Linked DNA regions of Homo sapiens: all the other regions are linked to region 1. Evidence: chromatin loops called from intact Hi-C (ENCODE). Cell type or tissue: heart right ventricle. All regions are shown on one strand. Each heading gives the region's core, and the rest is flanking DNA. Links, peaks and the distances in the headings are about the cores only. Region 1 holds the start of LOC124903267 (small nucleolar RNA U13). Region 2 overlaps COL4A2 (collagen type IV alpha 2 chain). Region 3 holds the start of LOC124903212 (a long non-coding RNA gene). Region 4 holds the start of MIR8073 (microRNA 8073).

The links. Peaks named below come from ENCODE experiments on the same cell type or tissue, not always from the same donor. Only the 100,000 strongest peaks of a DNase experiment are listed, where the experiment ranks them.
Region 2: it touches region 1 in a loop (2.7-fold over the local background); 58 of 110 quality-filtered maps call a loop at or near these places.
Region 3: it touches region 1 in a loop (2.8-fold over the local background); 35 of 110 quality-filtered maps call a loop at or near these places.
Region 4: a loop joins it to region 1, with 2.1 times the contacts of the local background. A loop is called at or near these places in 22 of 110 quality-filtered maps.

The regions. Positions count from the first base shown.
Region 1 is chr13:110,409,323-110,415,325 of GRCh38, forward strand. All of the region lies in intron 4 of COL4A2 (collagen type IV alpha 2 chain), which reads left to right. LOC124903267 (small nucleolar RNA U13) reads left to right here and starts at 4,883; the gene lies at 4,883-4,984. RefSeq lists a silencer at 2,880-3,174. In heart right ventricle, for the core only: a CTCF peak has its summit at 3,105 (motif pointing left); DNase peaks (open chromatin) are centred at 3,079 and 3,463; H3K4me3 peaks cover 444 bases; H3K27ac peaks cover 5,000 bases.
Region 2 is chr13:110,312,414-110,318,416 of GRCh38, forward strand. All of the region lies in intron 3 of COL4A2 (collagen type IV alpha 2 chain), which reads left to right. Among named protein-coding and RNA genes, the nearest start is that of COL4A2, 8.1 kb to the left of the region's middle. In heart right ventricle, for the core only: no CTCF peak of the experiment used is centred there; DNase peaks (open chromatin) are centred at 408, 2,258, 2,648 and 3,398; H3K27ac peaks cover 4,634 bases.
Region 3 is chr13:110,245,092-110,251,094 of GRCh38, forward strand. The region is part of intron 1 of COL4A1 (collagen type IV alpha 1 chain); the gene reads right to left. LOC124903212 (a long non-coding RNA gene) reads left to right here and starts at 5,351. Exons shown (of 3, transcript XR_007063872.1): 1 at 5,351-5,532. In heart right ventricle, for the core only: a CTCF peak has its summit at 2,565; DNase peaks (open chromatin) are centred at 1,770, 2,700, 3,280, 4,230 and 1 weaker place; H3K27ac peaks cover 4,898 bases.
Region 4 is chr13:110,338,406-110,344,408 of GRCh38, forward strand. All of the region lies in intron 3 of COL4A2 (collagen type IV alpha 2 chain), which reads left to right. MIR8073 (microRNA 8073) reads left to right here and starts at 2,553; the gene lies at 2,553-2,624. RefSeq lists enhancers at 1-254, 3,798-4,747, 4,748-5,696 and a silencer at 2,657-2,726. In heart right ventricle, for the core only: no CTCF peak of the experiment used is centred there; DNase peaks (open chromatin) are centred at 2,726 and 3,348; H3K4me3 peaks cover 1,596 bases; H3K27ac peaks cover 5,000 bases.

The sequences.
Region 1 (6,003 bases), core at 640-5,639:
TATGGATATTCCAACCGCAAAGAAAGCAAGAATGTACCGTGATCAGCGCAGACCCACCCCGGGTCTCTAGTTTCCCTCTCCCAGTAATGCTCCTTGTTCCTAATGAACCGCGTGCATCTTTGGTGTCTGCGCTGCTGCCGCTACACCTTTGTGAACACCAAATGCGCAGGAAGCGTATCGGGAGCAGCACGGCTGCACTCAGTTGTTGCCTTCTATTTCGTGGATGAAAACTGCTATTGATTTCTCTTTTAACAAGTGCTGTTGGGAAGAACCAGTGTTCTGGAGGCTGTTTTCGCCCATGTCATGAGAACAGGGCGCCAGCTGAGTCACTTCTCTGGAATGGACTTTAATGTCACTTGGTTTCCTCTCACCCAGGACCCGGGCTTCATGTCTGGACAAATGAGCCATGCATTATCTTTCCACCAGACTAAAGAAAGATCAGTTTCTTGTGGTTTGTTGTTCTTTTTTTAATTGCGGATGTGTGTTCAGCATTCGCCCAAATAATCATTCCAAACCGGGGAGTCTTGGGGGAGTGCAGGATGTCCAGATAGCACCAGCCCTTTGTTAACTGGAGAGACGACAGACAATAACCCCGGCGTGGTGAAACCCGGCCCACACGTCCCGCCCGCCCCAGAGCCAATGCTAGGGCCATCAGGTGGCCCTGGTAGCCAGTGGTTCCAGGACCAGCATCAGACACTCGGTGTTACTGTGGACAGTAGCTTTGTACAAGTTCCTAGCGAGGTGATTTCCAAAATATTAGATACCTTTAAAGACAGAGATGAGGAAGACTGAATTGGGATCTGGCTTTTACTGTCCGCCATTTAACCTTCCTCACACCAAGCTTCAAGGCAACAGGGAGCGTGAGACATCCGTGAGCAAGAAGCCAGGCTGCTCAGCCACTCGTGGGCCACGTCCCCTGTCCCCTCGCAGGGCTTGCAGTTATCACACTCAAAGTTAGCCCAGGTTGTTCTCTAGGCGTTGTTGCCAAGCTCATAATTCCACATGTTCACGGTCAAATGTATGTTTAGATACCTTAAGTTGCTGCTAACATCCTGAGGGTAGCTTCTGGCTGTAAACAAACATAATTCTGATCACTGTGAGACTCATTCTGTTCTTGGACAGCCCCTTGGGGTTCAGTGACATGGACTCCAAGTTCACCATCTGATGTATGGGCTTCTGCCACTGGTGCTGTCATCTGGCACCTTCCTAAAACCTTCCCATTCGTACATGACCCCCAGCACCTGTTCTTTTTCTCCCGTAGCTTTCCTTTTCTTCTTGGCGTCAAATTCGAAGCCACTTTCATACCCTTTTGTTTTCTTCACGACAAAATATGTTACTGATGTTACTGTTATATCAGCTTGGTTTGTTCAGAAATCAAAACAGTGACATCTTTCTTCCATCTGGTGGAAAGATCATCAGAACCCAGCTAGGTGGTATCAGTGAATATTTCCATTTCCCAAATAAAGAAACTGAGGCTCAGGGAAGGGCAGTGACTTGCCTGTGGTCATAGAACTGGCAGAGCTGGGATTCAACCCCGGTAGCACTTCAAATCTGGTACTCTTCCTTCTTGACTGCACGGGGCTCCAAATCACGTGAATCTGTGTTTAACTGATCAGTGTTAAATCACTTCGGTTTGTTCACAAACCAAATGGCCACCATTCTGCCCTTTTCTCCTCTCAGCTGCCTTCTTCTCGATGCTCTTAAGCCCTCACTCACGGCCTGTGGGGTTACTGCAGGGACTTCTACCACCGTCTCCCACGTCCCATCTCAGCTCCTATCTGTGGTCAGCACCCAGGCCTCCCTACAGGTCTTCTCAGCCACGACAGCCTTCTCCCAAGGAACCTGGGCCTCTGCGAAGCGGCCTCCTGATTCCCCACAACTCCCCTGGAACACAAAGCTCGTCTTCTCCAAGGTCCAGCTAAACCCTGCTTCAGAATATGCTTAAACAGCCAACCTTTTTAGCATGCAGAACTCCACAGCTGTTTAGAAAATCTTCCTAATGCAGCCTGTTTTCAACAACGAATCTGTTCAGAGAAGGTAGAGAAAGCATAGGTTATGTCTAAATATTTCCCTGGAGTGTGTTACTACTTCAGAGTATTAGCCTGCAGCTCCAGGGGCCTCCTCTGCATACCTTTTGACCAGCATTGCTAAAAAGTAACAGAAATGGCTTGTTTGGGTTTCACCTTCTTTTTCTACCCATCACTCTTTAGCAGGGAGGGGGATTAATGAGCCGTGAAATGGCTACATTTGAGCAGGGTAGGGTTAAAGCAGAGAAGCCATGTTCTTAAATCACCTCTGCAGGACTGTGGCTGGCTTGGTTTTGTACGGATTTCCATGAACCCCAGGCATACATTGTTTATTTTTGTAGACAATTTGTCCATCTGCTTTTGGCTTAATTATCGCTTCAGGAAGATCAGTGGAAAAGATGTATTCAGAGTCCAAGGTCATGTCTGTTCCTCAAGGGAAGTCTGTGTGGATGACAATGCCCTATGGAACTCTTTTGAAAAGCCCCATATGACTCTTCTCTTTCATATACCAGCCAAATGGCCCAAACCTCTCTGTGCCTCAGTTTCCTCACCATAAAATGGGTACAATGACAGTACCTACCTCGTAGAGGTTTGTGAGGACTACATAGGCTGACTGTTGGAAAGTGCTCCGAACAGTGAACAGTCTAGAGTAAAAATGTCAGCTGCTGTTCTAGCTTAGTCCCAACCAGGGGTCAAAGCTAATAACCTGAAACACTCTCTTGTGGACCCTCTGCAATGGGCTGGGCCTAACAGGTCCGCCAATACACAAATTTGGAACACTTTCCTTTAAGCAAGTCAAAGGGAAGGGAATTGTCCAACCAATCAGTGATTGAGTTTGTTCCACCACCCTGTAGAAAGGAAAATGGAATTCGATGTGCTCTTTCGACATCTTTGGAACTCTGCAGTCAGGACTTTCCCCATGGGAGGTGAGCTCCCCGTGACAAATGAGGGAGCTGCCCTCTCTCCCACTGAGATGAGTCATTGTAACCCAAAACAATCTCAAAATCTTTGACATCACTGCCGCTTGCAAATCTGTGCCTCCAGCCAAGGGCCGGTGGATGCTACTGCCTGCCACCTCGTGTTCACCACCAGAACTGCACGTCACTCCGAATCTGCTGACCTCATACCCTGGCATAGAAACAGTAAAAAGACCAAACAAAAACGTGTCTTTTTTGGACCCAAGGTTGAAATCTGATTTTAAAACAGAGACATTCAGTAAGCATTAAACATCTTCCTTTTATAGCTTTCTCACAGACCTACATTGACAAACTCACCCCTTCCCTCCATAACCTTTACGCCCCTGAGTCACAGTAGTTGCCCTGAATTGCTTACGCAGGTCTGGCTTATCACCGACAGTTGTCCTCAAAACACTTGGTTCAAATGTTACCAGAACTAAATTTGGAGGAGGGAGTCCTGGCATTCCAGAGCCCTTGCCTCATTTTCTAGCGCGATCCCAGCAGATGGTCTGATGTATCTCATCAGATGCTGAGCGCGGGCCTCACTGGCCCAGCCCTCCTTTCCACAAGTCTGGTGGTCTCCTTTTTTATGACTCCACTTGAGAGGCCTGGGAAACATTCTCCCTGATAATGCAGGTGATAAAACCAGATCATCTGGTGGAACGAACAATCAGAAATTCCACTGGGCGGGCACAGGGCTTGGAGAAGAGTTGAGATTGCGGATGATGTTTTCCGGTAGATGAAGGTGACTGAAGGAATTGAATGGAGGGTGGAGGGGACTAAAGGAGAGGGTGAAGTCCTCCACAGCATGACCCACTGCTGCTCGGCATCAGAAATTGGGAAGTCATTATAATGGTCAGAAACGTGGTCTAAAAATAGAAGATTCCATGTGGGAAGAACATGAATTTCGGAGCCAGGCAGAGGGGGTAAATAGCAGTGCCATAACGCATGTGTTTAACAGACAGCACATGGAGTGTGTTCTGTGTGTCAAATCCTGCAAGAGATGCCGGGGACAGAGTGTGAATGAGGCATGGTCCCTACCTCCAAGGGCCTCGCGGTCTCACGTGAAATGTGGGTACAGAGATGTAGTATGGCAGTGCCCTGCAGTGTGCCATGGGGAAGAAGCCCCGGCCGCCTCCTCCAGTTGTGAGGAGGGGAAGATGCCCCCAGAGAGCCCATGCTTGAGTCACATCCTCTAGTGACCCTGAGAGCCTCAGGCAGCGAGGGCTGCGTGTGCCATGGCCCTGAGGTTCCAGAGAAACTGGCCCAACCGCTAGGCACTCAGTTAGACTGGAGAGTGCAGTGCACTGTGCCAGCGTGGGAAGGGGTGTGCCAGGGCAGTGGGGGACAAAAAAACGCAAAGGCTATGGCGGGGTGGCTCGCAGAGCCTGCAGAGCTGACACAGTGGCTTGGGGGCAAGGCAGACAGGTCTCTCAGAGGCCCCCTTACCTTTGCTTCACAAATGAGACATGAGCCAGCAGTGCTTGGCGGTGGTGAGCAGCCGGGACTGTGATGTGGGACCCTCAGCATGTGGGACCCTCAGGGCTTGGGGAACGGTATTGCTGCATGCAGAGCACCACTGGGTCCAGGTGCTGTGGGTGAGAGGCTCATCTCTCTGGGCTGCCCCCTCACCTGTCTACGTGAGAATTAGACACACTCCATGGCTCCCAAACCTGCCTGTGAATCTTAAGTGCTTGGGGGCCTTGCTGAAAACATCAACTCCTGACTGGGCAGTGGCTCATGCCTGTAACCCCAGCACTTTGGGAGGCTGAGGCAGGAGGATGACTTGAGCCCGGGAGTTTGAGGCTGCAGTGAGCTATGACTGTGCCACTGCAGTCCAGCCGGGCAACAGCAAAACCCTGACTCAAAAGATATGTATTCCATATATATAAATTCCCTGTCCTTTTGTGGGTCATCAGCATGATGCTGGGGCGTTCACACTCGTGTGAGACATGCCTCTCTCAAACCTTGTTAAGATGTCAGCACATGACCCATCTCACATGAAAAAATTAAAAAGAAAAAAACAAGGAAAAAGAAAAATACATATATAAATTCTTCCCAGGCTCCTTCCCTTGACTCCCAAACTGCTAGACCAGAAAATTCACAAGGTCTGAGACTCCCCGTTGTTGGTACTTTGGCGGCCAGCCCAGGCCAGTCCTGGGACAGGGACCACTTCAGAACGATCACCCGGAACCCTGTTAAAATCCAGGACAGGAGAGGGCCCAAGTGCCCTGCCTGATTGCTAATGAGCCCCCAGGTGACTCTCACGCTGCCGACCCCCCCGATCTCTCTCAGATGCCCCAGATGCTCTCTGAGGTCCCTTCCAAGTCCAACATCTTATGAAGCCTTTGGGAAAATAATCAGTTACCAATGGCAAAAAGCAGAGATGTAAATGTGAAAAGTGATATTATATTGGTCTAATTTCAAATGGCTATCACTGTCTATAATCTGTAAGACTCTTGCTAGGGAATGAGGCTTGTGTTTGCGTATTAAGCAAGACAAAGGTTGTTTTTGTATCATAATGTATGAGAAGGAAATATTCTTTTATCCAAAATAAAATGAATCCATACTCTAGGTAAGAACTTTGGAGCCGTGTTTCTCTTTAGTTTCTGTATGGTAGAATTTTTTTTGTTAATTATCTTTTTCCCCTGTCTTTCTGTAGCAGCAGCACTCTGGGGGAATCTCAGATGCATTGTGCTAAGTGAAAGGAGCCAGGCTCAAGACTCCACACTGCGTGGTTCTATTTCTGTGAGTGTCTAGAAAAGGCAAACTACATGGAGGGAGAAACATGAGGGTTGGACCGAGGTTTGGAGAAGGGAGCATTTGATAACAAAGGGGCAACACCCAGAATGTTGGGTGATATGGAGCTTTGCTGTCTCTTGCTGATAGTGGTGGTTACACAACTCTGTTATTTGTTGTGTCTGTTAATGACACACCAAATAACACACCAAAAAAAGTGAATTTTATTGTATGTAAATTAAAAGATAAAATTTTTTTAAAGGAGTAAGAAAATGAAGTCA
Region 2 (6,003 bases), core at 376-5,375, 97 kb before region 1:
ATAAAAATCAAAGAACTGTGTTTAATTGTGTTTCTGGGGAGAGGGAAAGAAAATGGATGTGTAGTTTAAATAATAGAGAAACTCAAGGGAAAAACTGAGTGCCATGGAGATTTAACTTTTCAACCCTGTGTTGATAATATAATGAAGAGATCACCATCTAGAAAGTGGTTTGAGAATGTCTCATTCTTTTTATCTGAAGAAGAATGTTTGTCTTTGATTAGAGGGTTTTAGAGAAAGCTCTGAAACTGGCCTCATGCTTTGTGTCTGCTGGTGTCTACTGTGTGATCACTGCTGAAGGTAGGAGGCAATGTCTGCAACCCCCAGCCTTGGCTGATAGAGCTTGTGAATCAGGGACCAGGAATGACACAATAGTCTTGAGAGGCCATAAAGTCTAATCCAGCCTGTTGCTAACCGGGTTCTGACTTCAGGGCAAGACACTTTACGTGCTTTGGCTCTGGAGCCTGGAAGAGAATGTTGTGTGGAATGGATCTCTCAGGTGATCAACATACCATGAGTAAGTTAGAGGTCAGCAGTGAGGGCTGGCCTGTGCAGGTGTGCTAAGACCTGTGAGGGTGAGCCGGGGTCTCCGCTGTGATGCTGGGGATGAGAAAGCCCTTCCAGATAAGCTCCAGAATAGAATCTATCCAGCCTGCACCAGGATATCGCTTAGAAATCAATATGCCACATGGGACTTTTTATCTTCACGGTGTCGAGAAGCTTCTGGAATCCAGTAAATATGTGACATTTCTCAGTTGAGATGAGGAAAAGGGCAGAGTTCCTGGATAGTCCCCTCTTGCTGTTTCCCTCTGGTGCCCACTCCCTTCAGTTAATGAGACCCTGTCAGGACAGGTGACGGCCTAAGTGACTCACTGCTCTTGATTTCATTGGTGGCTCCGGAGGACGGTAATTTTTATTTTGGTTACCCCTGAAAGGAGAAGGCGGCATCTAATTCTAGGGAGACTTCACAGGTGTCTCCAGTCCTGTTGATGTGGCCAGAGAGTGAATTTCAAAGGACGTGCGAGCAGCCGGCGTCCACCCGGCAGGCTCCCACCCCGGTGCCCCGCGTCCACCCGGCAGGCTCCCACCCCGGTGCCCCGCGTCCACCCGGCAGGCTCCCACCCCGGTGCCCCGCGTCCACCCGGCAGGCTCCCACCCCAGTGCCCCGTGTCCACCCGGCAGGCTCCCACCCCAGTGCCCCGTGTCCACCCGGCAGGCTCCCACCCCGGTGCCCCGCGTCCACCCGGCAGGCTCCCACCCCAGTGCCCCGTGTCCACCCGGCAGGCTCCCACCCCGGTGCCCCGCGTCCACCCAGCAGGCTCCCACCCCAGTGCCCCGTGTCCACCCGGCAGGCTCCCACCCCGGTGCCCCGCGTCCACCCGGCAGGCTCCCACCCCAGTGCCCCGTGTCCACCCGGCAGGCTCCCACCCCGGTGCCCCGCGTCCACCCGGCAGGCTCCTACCTCGGTGCTGGGTTCCAGCCCCTCCCCTGTCTCCTGAGCTCCTGGCTGGCTCCTGAGTACTCTGCTTCACTGTCTTCTGTTGCCTTGGATGAAGCTGCCTTTTGAAGCAACATGCTTTTTTGTAAAACCGGCTCCTTTGAAGTGCAGCCTGGTATCCTGGGGCGGGTCCTGGGACAGAAAAGCTGCACTAGTGGAAAAACTGGTGAGATTCTAGCGGAGGCTGCAGTTCAATGTGATAATGTTGATTTCTGTACCAATGTTGATTTCTTAGTTTTCACAGAAATGTGCCATAGTTTTATAAAATGTCAATATGACATCATGATGTCTGGGTGAAGGGTATACAGGGACTCTCTGTACTATCTCTGCAACTCTTCTGCAAATCTCAATTGCTTCAGAATTTTAAAATGCTCCCAGGAGTCAGCAGCCAGTCACATTTGGTGTGCATGGGTCAGATGGACAAGTGCATGGAGAAGGCTGAAAGCAGCCAGTCTCGAATGAGCAGATGTGGGCAGCAAGAGGGAAATGTTGCTCCCATTCTTTTCTCTCATAGAGTAAGTGAACAGAAGTCTCTTCCACTTAGTGGAAAATACAGCAGAGGTAGACCCAAGCGAAGCCTGAGTAAAAGGATTTTTGTCCCCTGGCCGTGGGTGGAGTCATTTGTGAAGACGGGGAGGTTTCCCTGTGGAGTTTCTGCAGCACCACATGGGAGGCCCGGTGGAGCTGTCATGGGGCCTCTTCTTCGCTGGGGAGGGAAGTGGCCGCTCCGTTGTTTCCTGAGCCCAAGATGGAAGGGCAGGCTTGTATCACAGTGTCGCTGCAAGGACAGAAAACTGACAGTGGAGGAGCCCGGTGCTGCCCATACGCGCTCACCCCTAGGAACGCATCAGGCAGTACCCTCGTGCCCTCCTGGGCTGCACAGAATGGGAGCCCCCTTCCCGCCTGCCTAGGAAACCCCATGGGCCACAGGGACGGGCAGGTGGCAGGTGGCTGGTGGCTGGTGGAGGACTTAGGCCTCCTGCACACGTGGGTCACCTGATAGAAAGGGACAGGCCATGGCAGTGGGATTCAGAGTCCCAGCCTCTCAGTGGCCTCAGCTTCTGTGTTAGTTAGGGGCCAAGGGAAAGGGGCCTGGAGCCAGGATGGCCAGTGGCTGTTGCCTTGCACAGTTGCCTGTCATCACCCTGCCATTGATAACTGGAAATGAGAAGCATGAGCAGAGCCGCCTCTGCCCGGCCCCTGCCAGTTCTGCTCTGCACACCCTGTCTGCACTCCAGGCCTTAGCCCCGGGGGGATAAGGATGGCCTGTCCCTTTCTATCAGGTGACCCGCAGCAGGTATCACACACCTGCACATGGCTGGAGCCTCTGTCCTTTGCAACTGAGGCCCATTTCAGGGTCTAGCTAAAGTGTCTTCTCCACTGATAGGATTTTAAATTCTTTAGGATCGAGGATTATAAGTCATGATTGTAGCTCTATAGACTTGAAACATTTGTCTTCACCCATCATCCACTTTTTTTGTTTGTTTGTTTTCGTTTTTGTTTTAGAGGTGGAGTCTCACTCTGTCACCCAGGCTGGAGTGCAGTGGCGTGATCTTGGCTCCCTGCAACCTCTGCCTCCTGAGTTCAAGTGATTCTCCTGCCTCAGCCTCCCAAGTAGCTGGGATTACAGGCACGAGTCACCATTCTCAGCTAACTTACGTATTTTTAGTAGAGACAGGGTTTCACCATGTTGGCCAGGCTGGTTTCAAACTCCTGATCTCAGGTGATCCGCCTACCTCAGCCTCCCAAAGTGCTGGGATTACAGGCATGAGCCACCACGCCCTGCCATCATCCACTTTTTCTCCCAGTAACATGTCTTCTTTAGCTGACATTGCTGTTCCCACAGTCCAAGTTCAGGGCATCTTGCATCGGCCCTCATGGAATGATTCATGGGTACCTTTATCTGCCCGAGGCCTGAAATACAGTGGGCCCTCAACAGAGCTTGTTACATAAATGATTGCAGTTAGTTGGCAGCAATGCAAGCAGATCCTTTGGATGAGGAGTACAGTCATGGAACTATTAATAAAAGAGGAGATTAAAATGTATTTATTCTTACTGTGGGTTTTTTTTTCCCAAATTATCTGCTTTCTCCCACTGGATAAAACTAGCCGTATATGATGATAAAGGAATCATGGATCAGTCTGAAAGATTTGCATTTTTTCCTAGGGATTGTTTCAACCCCACCCATAGAATTCCTGTTTTGTTGCTTTTACCCAGTTCAGTGATCTCTCATGTGGGAATTAGAGAAGAATGTGTGTTTTTGAATTTCATGGACTGATTATCTGGTACCTGGTGGTAAATATTATATAACAATATTTTTCCACATGTTGAGTGTTTTTGGATCCCTGACTGTGGAGTAATGGGACCCTGTGAGATCCAGGAAAAGGGCTTCTGTTGGTGCACAGGGTCAGACACACGTGCCCTGGACTGCATCAAAAGCCATGGTTTGTCCACGAGAGAAAGGAGATGCCGATTGGCAGCCGTGATGCAATCATTGCAAACTGTGTCGGGAAGGAGCATCGCAGCGATGCAGGCCCTGGAGCCACCAGCCCGGCCCTCCTTCCCGCTCTGTCCTCCCCGCCTTCCAGTGACACTGGCTCCAGATTAGGTGAAAGGAAGAGGTCCCCTGGGAGATTCTTTGTGGGATCACCAGAACCAAACCTAAGAGAGCATCCTGAAGATGCTTCCAGCATTCCAGAACCTCTCGGAGCAGCTAAAACACCCTGCGAAGAAACATAGCAAATCCTGTTTGCTGAGCCACTGGTGCTGCAAACTGCTCTAAGCCACGGATGGTTCACAGATGGGTAAACTGAGGCATGTGCAGGAAGGCACCTGGTAGGTCAATAGGAACAAAGTGGGGAGTGAAACCTAGAACTTGCCGATTCTAAAACCTCTGCTCTTAACCACTGGCTAGGTGAATAAGCCCCAGCCACAGAATATATATACACGTCAAAATACAGAAATTGTGGTACATGTAAAACATAGATATGTATATTATATGTAGAAAATATGTTATCAATCTACATGGAATATACAGACATAGATGATAGAGATAAAAGAGAGAGAGAACACACACATACATATGCACCCTGTACTCACACACACACAGACACACAGATGCACACATACATGCATGCACATAGACACACAGGCACACGTAGACACACACATGCACCCAGCACACACATACAGACACACACATGCACATATAGACACACTTGCACCCCACACACACATACAGACACACAGATGCACACACACATGCACATAGACACAGAGATGCACACATAGACACACACGTGCACCCCACACACACAGACACACACATGTACATATAGACACACTTGCACCACACTCACACATACACACAGATGCACACACACACGCACATACACATAGATGCAAATACACAGAGACACACACTTGCACCCACACACACACAGAAACACATGTACACACACATAAACACACATGCTCATGCGTGTACACACACACACACTTAGCCGGAGGACGCTCCTGGTTTCTTTCTTCATGGGAGCAGCCAAGGCAGAAAAAGACTATACCTGCCTCTGGGGAGCATCAAACAGACCTGTTTCTTTAGGGTCCCTTCTGCAGAGAGGCTGGACAGAGGCGGGAGGGTGACTGAGTAGCCTCATGAACTCTGAAAAGTAAAGGCTAAGATGACTGCACTCAGGAGAGGCCCTTAAAGGATGACCAAGAAATACATGAGAATGGGCAAAGGGACAATTTCACCTGCAGAACCAAGAGTCCTGCAGACACAACCCCCAACCGGCCCTCTCCAAGTCTGGCTTGAAACTCCGGGCCACTGGGGTAAATGCTGCTGCAGCTATGTAAAGGGGAAAAGGAGGGGCAAACACGGCTTTATGTTTGGCTGTTGGAAAATTCTGCTAGTCCTAATTTAGAGAAAGACTTACTGAAACGCTATGGGCAAAAGAGACCTTCCCAAAATTATCTTAGACGTACAGGAAACCCAGTGGGCACTACAGAGAGACAGGGGATTCCATTTTCCCTGGACCAATGCCAGCTTCCTTACGCTGGGTCTTCTCTCACCGCCCCGTGTTTGTGCTGCTGTTTTTCATGGAAGTCCCCATGCGCCAACAGGAGGATAGGTGTGGTCTGTTAAAAAGAAGTGGAGCCTGTGGGCTTGAGCCCAGCGACTGGGAAAAGTCACTTTTCCTTTCTGAGAATGCTTGTCTTCATCTGTAAACGGGAATACTGAAAACTATGTCCCAGGGTCTCATGTATGTGACATTCGTTCATTAAATGAACATGTCTGATGCTGCTAGGAATAATTCACTCACGAGTTCTAGAACACCATGGACTCGTGTCTGGGTCAGAGCAAGGACAAGCAAGGAACCGTGAAGTCTGATCAGTGTGTGTGTGCGCGCGGGTATGGTTTGGGTTGTCCAAATATCTGACCCAACTTTACTTTAAATATGTCATCTAGGATTATTCATGGTAAGAAAGCAACCTGCAGACGTTCACTA
Region 3 (6,003 bases), core at 557-5,556, 160 kb before region 1:
GGGACAAAGCTCCAAACAGGGAACTCGGCAATGATTACCTGACTGCTCCAGATCACAGAGTAGCCAGGGAAGAGCCGGGGACTCTGGGGAGTGCGCTGGCATCTGGCACCTGACACCTGGAGCCGTCCAGACCAGCTATTCCATCACCAGGTCATCTCCAAGTCCCTGGAGTTTCGGGGCAGCCTCTTTGCTGGGATTATGCCACTGCCCACAACCTGTTTGCGTTTGAGCCAAGTTTGGAAACACATCTCTGTTCTTTAAACTCTGCAGTGTTTCATCCCCCTCCTACAGATACCAAAAGGAAAACCCACCAGGCTAAGTCTCATGTATCTGCAGAGTCCATTTAGGAAATGTCCAGCAGTCATCTGGGCTTAGCTGGCAGAAACTCAACACCAGCCTGAAGTAGTGTGGATTTTCGACTTGTGAGTCAATTGCTGCTTTCTGGGAAAGAGCAGATTAAGCAGGGATTTAAGGGATTGAAGCTGAAAATGGCTATTTGGTGATCTGGAGTTTTCTGAAAGGTTGATAAAATCTCAGAAGCTTTATCTTTCTGCAATTTGAGGGAGGTTATAAAAATGAATTTCCTGGAACTGGGCCCTTAAGCCATCCGTGAATGCTTCCATTGCCTGGGACTGCAGATAAGAGGCTGCAAGGCTGTGACTGTGGACCCTCGGGTCAAGACGCTTCTTGTGCTTTTGGTACAGAAACACCCCCAGCCGGTGCCGGTGACAGGCGGGTGGGTAGTTTTACCCTGGGGACCACTTCAGGTACTAAGGAACACTGGGGAAAATCAGAGATGAGACAGGACTGACCCCCGACCCCGGCCTTCCCCCACCACCTTACGCTTTTTCATAAGCAAGTAATTTTTTTTAATCCTGGACCAAAAACATGCATGGCTTTATGTGTGTAGGGAATTTGATTATCAATTCTAAAAAATTGATCATTCCAAAAATATCTAAATTAGGGTTAGCTTTTCAGAACAAAAGATGTCTAAGATCATGATTTTTGTGTCACATTCTGGGTGGCCTAGCATTTTATGTAAATGGTTTTGTTAAAAAAAAAAAACAAAAAAGCTAGCCTTTAGAATGACAAGAATGACAAACAAATATCCTAAGATGTATGTTTACTTTGTTAAATAAAATCTATTTTAAAATATCACTATTCTGGTCCTTTCTGTCATATAAGGGCCCGTGCTGGGTTTCACCCTGGCATATGAAGGTATTTTAGCTGCAGTTCAATGGTTCACTGCTAAAAAGAAAAAAAAAATACAAAGGATGACCTGAGTACCCCCTTCACTCAGGTGTAATGTATAAGCTTCAAATGGTGAATTAAAATAAAAGTCAGGTAATGCAAGTCTTAATTCACTGTTGTAAATTACTGTGTTTAAAAGGGGTACATAAATAATGCAGGTTACCCAGGTTCACAATTTCATTGGTGACCTGACATGTGAAAAGCTATGTCACCATTTCATCATTTCCTGAGGAAATACACCTTGCATCTGGACTCCCAGAAAAATCTAAAGCTATATGCAGACTGGTGGACTCCACCGGCTCCCTGCTGGCTGCATATCTGAGGGCCTTTATGAGGGCTCTGCATTCTCCCGGTGTCTGGATGACCCTACAGATAAGCTCCCATACCATCTGTTTCAGATTCTAGAATGGGAAGAACTGGTACATTCTGTGCGGTACTCATCCTCTTCCTGGTTTTCCCCTCATTGGTGTTCTAGGGTCAATGAGTTCCAAGTTCCTGGAGCAATGCCTGTGTTGTGCTCCTGTGAGGCACACACTTAACCCGAGTGGTCATGAGGATGAAAGTGGGTCACGAAGGCAGTCTCCACTTGGAAGACGGGGAATATGGCTGGGAGTTCTCAAAGGAAAGAAAGGCGGGGGTCTCGGTCTCTCTTATAAAAGCAGACCAGCCATGGACAACAGCAACACAGGTACCCCAGACCAATGTGGAAAAAGAGGACCCTAGAAAGCTCTTGGGGTTGGGGGTGAATTTATTATTTATACTCCTAAAACTGTAGACAAACTTAATGAAAACCAAGTCAGTTTTGAAAGTCCTTTTAGCCTCTTCCCCATAGACCATGTGGCCTACAGAGTATAATAAGTTGTCTCCAAATGGAAGCCAAACTGACTTAACTGTGTTTGAAACAGAAAAGAAAATAATAATAATAGTCCCCAGTGGACTCTGTCAGACACACACACGCACACATAACTTCAATAGCAGAGATCAGCTTTAAACGAAAACAAAAAATACAATATGAAAGGAATGCAAAAGGTACTACAAAGTAATCCCTAAACCAAATATCTTTTATATTCTCTAAAAGTCTCTTAAACTTTTCAGGATATGTTAAAATAATTAATACTGTGAAACTTTTCTTTCATGCTCCAATTAAGATATTCAGAGATCCACCATCAGTATTCACGTTATAAAGTATATTAAGTTCTTAAAATACACAAAGATTTTACAATACACAGTACGAGTGCCAAAGAAGAAAGGGGAGGAAGAGAAGTCAATGGTTTTAATAAGAAATAAAGCCTATTTCTGGTTTTCTCGCATCTACAGACCAAGAGGGCGCTCTTCTCAAGATTACAGTGAATTCCATTCCAGAGGATGCAAAAAGAGGAAAGCTCACTCATTCTGTTTACAGAATGCCTTTTTAACTGAACCGAAGAATACCAGCTGCTATGCTACTCGTGTGTGTGTGTGTGTGTGTGTGTGTGTGTGTGTGTGTGTGTGTGGCAGAGAGAGAGGGAGGGAGGGAGGGAGGGGAGAAGGGTGCAGTGTTATACAGTTTAACTGGGACATGTCTTCTGATGAAGGCATATTTGGAATGAGTTAAACAGGATGAGGTCCTCAATTTTCTGATTTTTTTTCCTGCTTTTGATGGAAGATAGACCTTTAACATCGCAGCTTTCACAATTTTTATGTGTTTCACATCCCACCAAATAGGGACATGTGGAGATCTGCCAAGTCTAAACAGCTTATCTTTCAAATTCTTTCTCGCATTCCCTATGCTGTGCAAAAATGTCAAAATACTTTCCTGGTGATACTGCCGTCGAGGGCTCTTCCTGGTTGCAGCACTTCCTCGGGGAGTCTTTTAAATAATTCCCTACCCAACTAAATAAGCGTATGGAGGCAAGAGACTGTATCTTAGGGCTACTTGGGCAGAATTAAGAGTACGCAGCAAGCGCGGGCCCCACACGCTCCCGGCGGGATTGCGAGCGGGACATTCCCAACCCTCTGGAAGGCGCTCAGCCGCCTCCGCTGTAGCTGGGCCCTGGCCCCTGGCCCCGGCTCCTTCCCCCAAATTCCACTCCCAGGGATAAGCCCCACGGCCACACGGCAGGGGCGCACTGGTACGTTGCTCCAACTGAGGCAAGTTGGACAAAACCCCATTGACCTTCATCACGTCCTGCTGGGGTCTCGCTCTGTGGCGCAGGCTGGAGTGCACTGGCGCGACGTCGGCTCACCGCAACCTCTGCCATCTGGATTCAAGCGATTCTCCTGCCTCAGCCTCCCGAGTGGCTGGGACTACAGGCACGGGCCACCACGCCAGGATAATTTTTTTGTATTTTTAGTAGAGATGGGATTTCGCCATGTTGGCCAGGCTGGTTCGAACTCCTGGCCTCAAGTGATCCACACGCCTCAGCCTCCCAAAACGCTGGGATTACAGGTGTGAGCCACCGCACCCGGCCTCAATTCTATTATTTTAAATTCCACTTCATTCACACACACAAAATGCTGGTGTGGTGAATAAAAGATAACCACACACAGATGCAGCAGGCACTCACACTTTTTTCGGATAGCGAAACCTCAAAGACTGCACGTGGAGAATGGACTTTCTAGCTTCTGTCCTGTTTGCCGCTGTGCTGCTTGTGTCACGCTTGTTTTAACCGCGGTGGCTGTGAGGCTCTGCAAAATGGCTCTCCCCAGCTCCATGGACCCCCAGGGCCCAAGAATGCCCTAAAAAAGAATCTTAAAACTTCTCCAGAGAGAGCACACTCTGTATGATCCCATCATATGAAATTCAAGAACGGAGGCATCTGTCTATGGGGAAAAGAAGTCAGAATTGTGATGACCTTCTGCGGGGGTGTGGCAAAGGTAGGGACAAGGGAGGTTTCTGGGGTGCAGGAAACATTCTTTGCTTGTTGCGGGCGGTGACTACACGGGTGTATACGTCGGTAAAAACTCATCGAGCTGTGCACTTGTGATGTTTGCACTTTGTTGTATTTCAATAAAATTCGAGAAAAAGGGACGTGCTTAAGCCTGTTCACAGCAGCACTATCCACAATCGCCCCAGCTGGAAACAGTTCAAGGGACTGAGAAACGATGGGGTATATTCACGGAAGGGAGTCCCCGGCCACACCAGGGCAGGCCAGCTACAGCACCCGCAGCAAGCTGAAGCAGGCACAAAAGAAGACAAACTGGGTGACTCCATTCCTGTAAAAGTCAAAGCCGAACAAGATGACGTTGGATCCTGGTTACTCGTGAGGGCTACTGACTAGAAGAGGACTCCAGGGACTTCGTGCCTTCTGGTAATGTTCTGGTCCGTAGTCTGGGTTCACTGCTATGTTCACTTTGGGGAAAATGCACTGAGCTGTACCCTTCGCCTTTGATATGTTTCTGTAAGTTGATAAACTTCAATAAAATTAGCTCCCCAAAAAAGTGTCCATGGCATTTAAAAATTACTTAAAAAACAGTAAAATATAGGCCAAATGTTGTAGTACAAATAATGATTTCTTAAAAGCTTACATTTGCATAACATTTTTCAACTTCCAAAAATATACTTAGTATTGTGGTTTTAAAGGTAAAATTAACTTCTCTCCCTTATTCTCACAGAACTCAAAATCATTGTGCTTTCATCTGCATTTGTTTTATTATCATCATCATTTGTTTTGACTAATGTAAGATAGATGTGATCCCAAAGATGTGAAAATAATTATTCATCATTAACTCCCCTGAAAGGACAACTTAGGTAAATAAAATAATATTTCTGTTCCATTTAATAATGGAAGACATAGAAACAAAACAGTCCCTACTACTGTTTAGAGTTACACAATATTTCTGCCCTAATTTGAAAACAACAAGAGTTGATACATTCTTGGCAAAAAAAAAAAAAAGCACAAAAAATGTGAGAAACAGTGAATTTCTAATATGTAACATGTCTCTCTCTGTGCTGTAGTATGACTAAGATTTGTACATGTGAGGTACATGCTCTATTCTGCTTCTCAATTAGAGACTGAGTTTGCAGGGCAGAAAGGCTCCCAAGAAACCACACGCCTTGAGGAAATGAGGGTGTTTTCTTGGCTTCTCTTAGGAACAACATGTGACTAAAGTTCTGGTCTCATTTTCCCTGTCATATAATTTTGTTGACTCATGTTTCACTTCTTTTCTTCCCTTTTTCCCACTAAACGGGGGTGGACATTAAATGTTCCTGCTTGGGGAATAGGATGGCCTGGAGGGAATGACCATGAAGACCGGCACTTCACCTCCAGGTCATTGGTCTTTGTCCAGCTGCAAGCAGATGTGAGTATGATTAGTTGCCATGGGTCAGTGGTTCCTTGGATGGCTGTGTGTGAAATGAGTTGGTGGGCTTCGTGTGTGTCTGCTGGGACCCATGGGTGGAAACACTGTTGGGAGGCATGACCTGGGGCGAGCCTTCCCGTGCTTGTGAGTCACTGGCCTGACGCACTAGCACAGTGGGGCAAGGCCAGTGCGTCCCCAGCATCCGGGTCCCACGGAGCCCCTCCCAAACCAAGTGTCAGCTCCAGGCAAATATGTAGACTTGAGAGACATTTCGTTCTCTCAATGAAACTCAAACTCCCTAATTCCAGAGAAGGAATCTCCCACCCATAGAGTTGTCACTCTTAGCTACTCTTCCCGGTTCCCCGGATTCTTTTCCCACCAGCCCTGCTCCCATCCTTTGTAACTTTCATCTTTAACCCCTTCATTCCACCAGTGCCTATTTTACAGGCACCCTTTGAAGAACAGCAAATT
Region 4 (6,003 bases), core at 475-5,474, 71 kb before region 1:
GGAGAAAAGACACAGAAAATGTTGTGTGTGGGGGGGGGTGGGGGTAAAATGCTCCCCCTGAAGAGCACTGAGGCTCTAGGGAGCCCGTTAAACCCAGATAATTCTACTAGAGCAGGAGGGAGCTGGCCTGGGCCTTCCCAGTTAGCACTCACTGAAAACAACGGGCCTCTGCCGAGAAGCTAAACCTGGGACCCCAGGGATGGTTTATCTGGAAGATTAGGGGAGAAACGTGCAAGGCAGCCAAGGCAATCCAGCCATCTCTGCAGCTGGGAAAAGGAGTGATTGTTTTCCTGAGCTGCTAGCCTGGATTTGCAGAAGGAAAGAATGCCTTGTTTCTGTCCCCTGAAGACGCAAGCTGAAAAAATGTCTGGCTGCTCTTCGCCGCCCTCCCAGGTTCTCTCCCACAGCCAAGAACGACTGGCTGCTGCCCTGAGCCGGGAGGTCACAACGCTTGTGGAGTAAGGAGCTCGGGTTTTTGTTTGGGGCTTTGTTTTGTTTTCTTAAGTATCTGCAGGACAATGTTTGGAAGAGTCGTATGCCCCATAAAAGGAAGAAAATGGTGCTCTTGGATTGTAATCAGTGACTTGTGGTTGGCAGTTATGCCTCTGCCTTCAGTACTGCAGGCCTGTGCCTTCCACGGACCTTCCCTAACATCATTTCTGGAGATGATGGGGCCAGCTCTTTAAGAAACTATTTTTTCACGTTATCATGTGGTAAGAACAGAGATGAACCTCAGAGATGAAGAGTGTGATTGAGCTCAGAGAAACTTCAGTGACTTGATTTTAAATGGGCCAAACAGTTGGATTTCTTTTACCTTTTGTGCAGAAAGCCTTCGTTTAGAGAAAAGAGGACTGAATTCTGATGGACAGTAGGTGTGGGAGGGGCAGCATGTTATCACAATAGCATCGTGATGAGATTCCTGGATGGAGGGAATCACTGGTGCTTGCATATTTGGGGCTTCATCTTAGGGAAGTTCCCTAAAATCTCTGTAGCACCCAGTTTTCGTGGGAAGAATGTCGTGGGAGCAGGGGCTTCCCTGACCTTGGAAGCCTGGCCGGTCAGTCTCAAACGAGTTTACTGCCTCCGACCCAATTGTGAGGACTGAGCCAGAGGGAGTGCATGTCAGCCTCAGCCTCCAGCAGCACAGCCCCTTTCTCTACAAGCCTCAGATATAGGGGAAAAAAAACAAAAACAGAGTCAAAAGTAGGTCTTCATTAATAAAAGACTGGGATCTCCCAGAATTAATCATCTTGCTCATCTTTTCCAGTTCTGGAAATCTGATCTTTGAACCTGGTATCCTCAGTCTTAGCACAATACCTGGGACCATAATAGATGCTCAGTAAACTTGGTGGGAGGAAAAAATCAAAGAAGGAGTCAAAATAGAGGTGCTCGGTGCCGAGGAGTTGCTAACCTGGACCATCCAAATAATGACAGTCTGTGGCACTTCAGAAGCATTCCAGAAATGGAACAATGGCACTCCATGAAGCTGTATAAACTCATAATGTATCCTGTAACTAACCCAGTATAGAACAGTAACACTGTTTACACTGATTGGAAGGAAGAAGGTTCATCCTGGCGGTTTATGACATTGCCAGAATGGCTTGAATCCTTGAGGGTGGGTGACAGGTAGAGTGGATAATAAATGGGCCTCCTGGTTCACAGAGCCTGAGAACCTCTCACCCAATGGGCACCTGGTGCCCCTGCAGAGTCCAGTCTAAGAGGACAATTTTTTTTTTCAGATGTAGTCTTGTTCTGTTGCCCAGGTTGGAGTGCCTGATCTCAGCTCACTGCAGCCTCCGCCTCCTGGGTTCAAGCAGTTCCCTGCCTCAGCCTCCCTGGTAGCTGAGATTATAGGTGCACGCCACCACACCCGGCTAATTTTTGTATTTTTAGTAGAGATGCGGTTTCACCATCTTGGCCAGGCTGGTGTTGACGTCCTGACCTCGTGAGCCACCGCGCCCAGCCAAGGACAATTTACTCTAGCCACAGATATGGCCATGGTCCTCATGTAAGCTGACTACAAATACAGCAAATCCACCTTTCCAAAGACTTCATTCTAAAGATGTAAAAGAACAAAAAGAGATAAAGGAAGAGGATGAGAAGACTTGAGAAGAGTGGAAGTGTAGAAAGAAAATGTTTAAGGTTCATCCCCTCCCCACCTTGGGGAGTTCCTTTGGCAGCATCTTCTGAAGGGTACTTCTCCTAGCCCAGGGGCAGAAAGATCCAGTCTTTTGGGGCAGCTGCGGAAGAAAGGAGAGCAGTCCTGTAGCTCATGAAGACATTACGAAGCACAAAGAACTGCACAGGGACAGAGAGTCTTTAGGGTCTCGAGCTCACTCTATGTCCTTGGCTGTTAAGTTCCCCGAGAGCAAACCCCAGCTTCTCGCTTGCTTCAGGCTCTGCATGTGTGAGTGTGACCCTTGGGTACTCTCGGGGCGTTTTCAGCCATGCGATTCTGGGGACTTCAGAGGACTCTGTTCCTTTCTGACTCGTGTTCCGGCGTCTGTGGATTGCTCCCAACAGGAGGAGGAGTATTGTCTATTAAGGGAAAAGATTTCAGTGACCTGGCAGCAGGGAGCGTCGTCAGTGTTTGACTGTTTATGGTATGTCAGGGAGCTGGTTCCTGGCAGTGGCTTCCCCAGGGGTGGGGAGGGGTGTGCTGGGGGTGACAGGAAGCACTGAATCACGACAGAGAAGGGAAAGAAGCCCGCCCGCCACTTCCGGTGTTCACTGAGCAGGTCGGTGGCCAGCGCTGCCTTCGCATCAGAACCCCATTTTAAAACACATCCAAGCGCGTGGCGTCATCGGGACGACGGGCTTCTCCCCAGTAGAGTGTCAGACCAACACCGCCCTGCACAAAGCTCTGTGTTCCCTGCTTTCTGTCATGTTCCCACCCATAGCCAGAAATCCCAGCTGCTGGCCGTCCAGCCCCTATGGAGCAGTGACTAAGGGTGGCTGTGGGACTCACTCACGAGCCTTAGGTTGGGTGTACATAGTTTGTGGCTGATTAGGTGTTGTTAAGGATTTACTGTTCAGGGCTGTTGATTTCTGCCACTGGCTTGTCTTCTCCCAAGGACAAGGGGCCTGCCTATTGGCTTTTAGATCTTAGCACTTAGCAGACTCTCAGAAGTGTTTGCTAGAGGACGTTTTCTGGGGAATGTCCACCTGCACTGATGAAAACAACTCAGTAACAACTCCACTTTGAGAGGAGCAGAGCAGGAGCCTTCCTTAGGTGTGCGTAAGGGGATACCGGCTTTAAAGACGCCAGGCTGAGTTGCTGTGTCAGGATTGATTCTTTACTTCTCCATCTGGAGGTGTTTCTGCTTTATCAGTTTCTCCTTGTTTCCAGCTCTGTCTCGCTGCCAGAGGGCCGACGTTTCCTGGCTTTTGTTGTACTGTGGCACACAGTCTGTTTTGAAAGGACAGGAGCATAATAAAAGCGGATATGAAAGAAGGGCCAGATGACATCACATAGAATACTGGAGGAAGTCCGCGTTTGTGGATGTTTATAATCTCAGCATGTTAGTTGTTTGTAATATGATAAGAGCACTTTTGATACATAGGAGGACTACAAGCCTTGTTGCTTAGACAGGACTCACGAATTTTTATCTTAGGCTCATAGTGACGAACAGAGAATGGGGATCTTGGCCTGGATCCCAAGTGACCCTGGCTCATTGGTTGACCTCGGGTACAAGATTCGGCATAGATGAGCCATTTAAATTGTGCCTAAGCCAGCTACTCATTGAATTTTTTAAAAGAAAGAGAGAGATAGAATAAAGAAAGCTAAGAATTTGACTTATTAGAGATGAATTAGCTTACTAAATTTTTTCCTTTTGAAATCTTACTTCAGAGAAATTGATGGTACCTAGAACTTAACATTAAATCAAGTAAGACCCTTTTAAGGTGAATTCTGGAAGCCATATAGAGTCAGCATTATATGCATGCTTACTCAGTGAAAATCCTAAAGCATGCAAGTGTCTCCATAAAGAGCAATCTCCTTGAACAATAACAGTGTTGACACCTGCTGTTCCCCAGGTCTGTATCGTGAGATGGAAATACACCAGCATCTTCCCCCACTAGGGGAAGATGATAAAATGCAGGTTAAGAACATGGACCATGGATGCTGGGTACTTCCTGCCGGGAGCCGGGCACTATCCTCACCTCTTCCCGTGGGTTAATCTCCTTTCATCCTAACGGCAACCCCAGGAGGCAGGAACAGTAGGTTCTACCCATTTTTTAAATGAGGACCCTGCAGGGCATGTGGGATGAGCATTCCTCACAAGACCGCCCCCACGAAACATGGCCTGGAGCCCGGGCACCCTTGGTCCAAAGCAAATCAAGTTTCTCCCAAACACAGTGCCATTCAGAGCAAACCAAATCTGCAGCACTGGAGACCCGCACACCCGACTGGAAGCTTAGGGCAGGGCAAAGGCACAAGACAGCATCATAGCACTCTGGAGCCCAGGAAGAACCCATCTTCTTGCAAACACTCCAGATTAAGCGTAAAAAGACTAGAAAAATCAACTGTCTTCATGCACTGGTATAGGAGAGCAGGGTAGAGCTGGCTCCTAAAATTTCACACTCAGGAGACTCTAAAAATCGTGCTCAAACCTAAAAATGTGTGCATGCTAATTCCAAATTAGCCTTATCGACAGAGGTTAGCGTCCAAAACTTGGTCTAACCTAGTCCAGGGAACATGCAATCTTTGCAACTTCATACTGCAGTGACTGTGTGTGTGGTCTCTGATTGTCCATCGAACACAAGAATTAAAATCCCAACAACCTAGTGAGGGGCAGAGAGGAGTGGGATTGAAAATCCACTGTTGAAATATCCAGGTAGATAATCCACTCCCAAATAACGGAGTGCTGCCTGCGCCTGTCCGTACCCAGTGGGTGCTCTCCTCTGCTGGCCCCAGGAGTAGGCGTCTGCTGTGACTTAGAGCAGATTTTATGCACAGACCTTCTTCCAGGCAGAGAAAAAACTACCGAGTGTGAGTTCACAGCAAAGGCATCCTCGATCCCTGCTGATGTGGGAAGGCATAGGTACACGCCGTCTGAAAGCTGCCAGGCGTGATTCACTTGGCAGCGTACCTCCAGGAGAAAGGGCGGGGCAGAAATTCAGAAATTCTAACCCAGAAGCCAGGCCAGCAGGTAGGTAAAGTGGCTGTCGCATGGGTGTGGTGTTGTCCATGGCCCCAAAGCCCCTGGGACTTTGATGGTCAAGTTTGCAAAGATAAAGCTGCAGGCACCTGAGGCTGAGCCTGCCCGGGCAGCGCAGCGCTGCTGTGTGCCAATGCAAACGGGGACCTTCCTTGCCTAGACCAGTCTTCACCAACCAGAACAGAAATCTTATTGTATTCTGAAAAAGGATTCCTGGATCTCTTTCATTCCATGCTTTTCAGATTTTTTTCTCCCAAATTTAGCACAGAGGGCAGGTTTTGAACAGAACTCTTAAACTGAAGGTACTTCTCTGGAATAAATAGCTTCAAGAGATGGACCCACTTTGTTTATTACCAACAGGGCTAAATATTTACCTTAGACCTATATGCCAATACTAACCACATACACATTTTCATTCATTGCCAAAGAATACCAAGAACTGGCATGCCGTATAAATAATTAAAATTTAGTGTAGATAATGTGTGAGGTAATGCTTATATTAGATGATGTCTCGGTGAACTCTCTCCCTAACGAAACAGAAGAAAAACAACATAGCTCATAAATATGTAAGGGTATTTATTCTAAATGTAACATGTGAAACTCTTCACTGCATGTGTACCTATGAGTCTGAAAACTCACTTCTAACTATGATTACATTGATGGCCTCTTGAACAAGAGTTAAAAGCTCCTTGTAACTTGTTCTTCTCAACACGGAGACAGAACAAAATCCCTCAGGCTATTAAAAGGATGACATGACAAATAGCCTTCATAAAAGATGGTCTTTTATGCAGCCAATTTTCTTATTAGTTATTTGACGACAACATTGAGGTTTAAATGAGTAGCC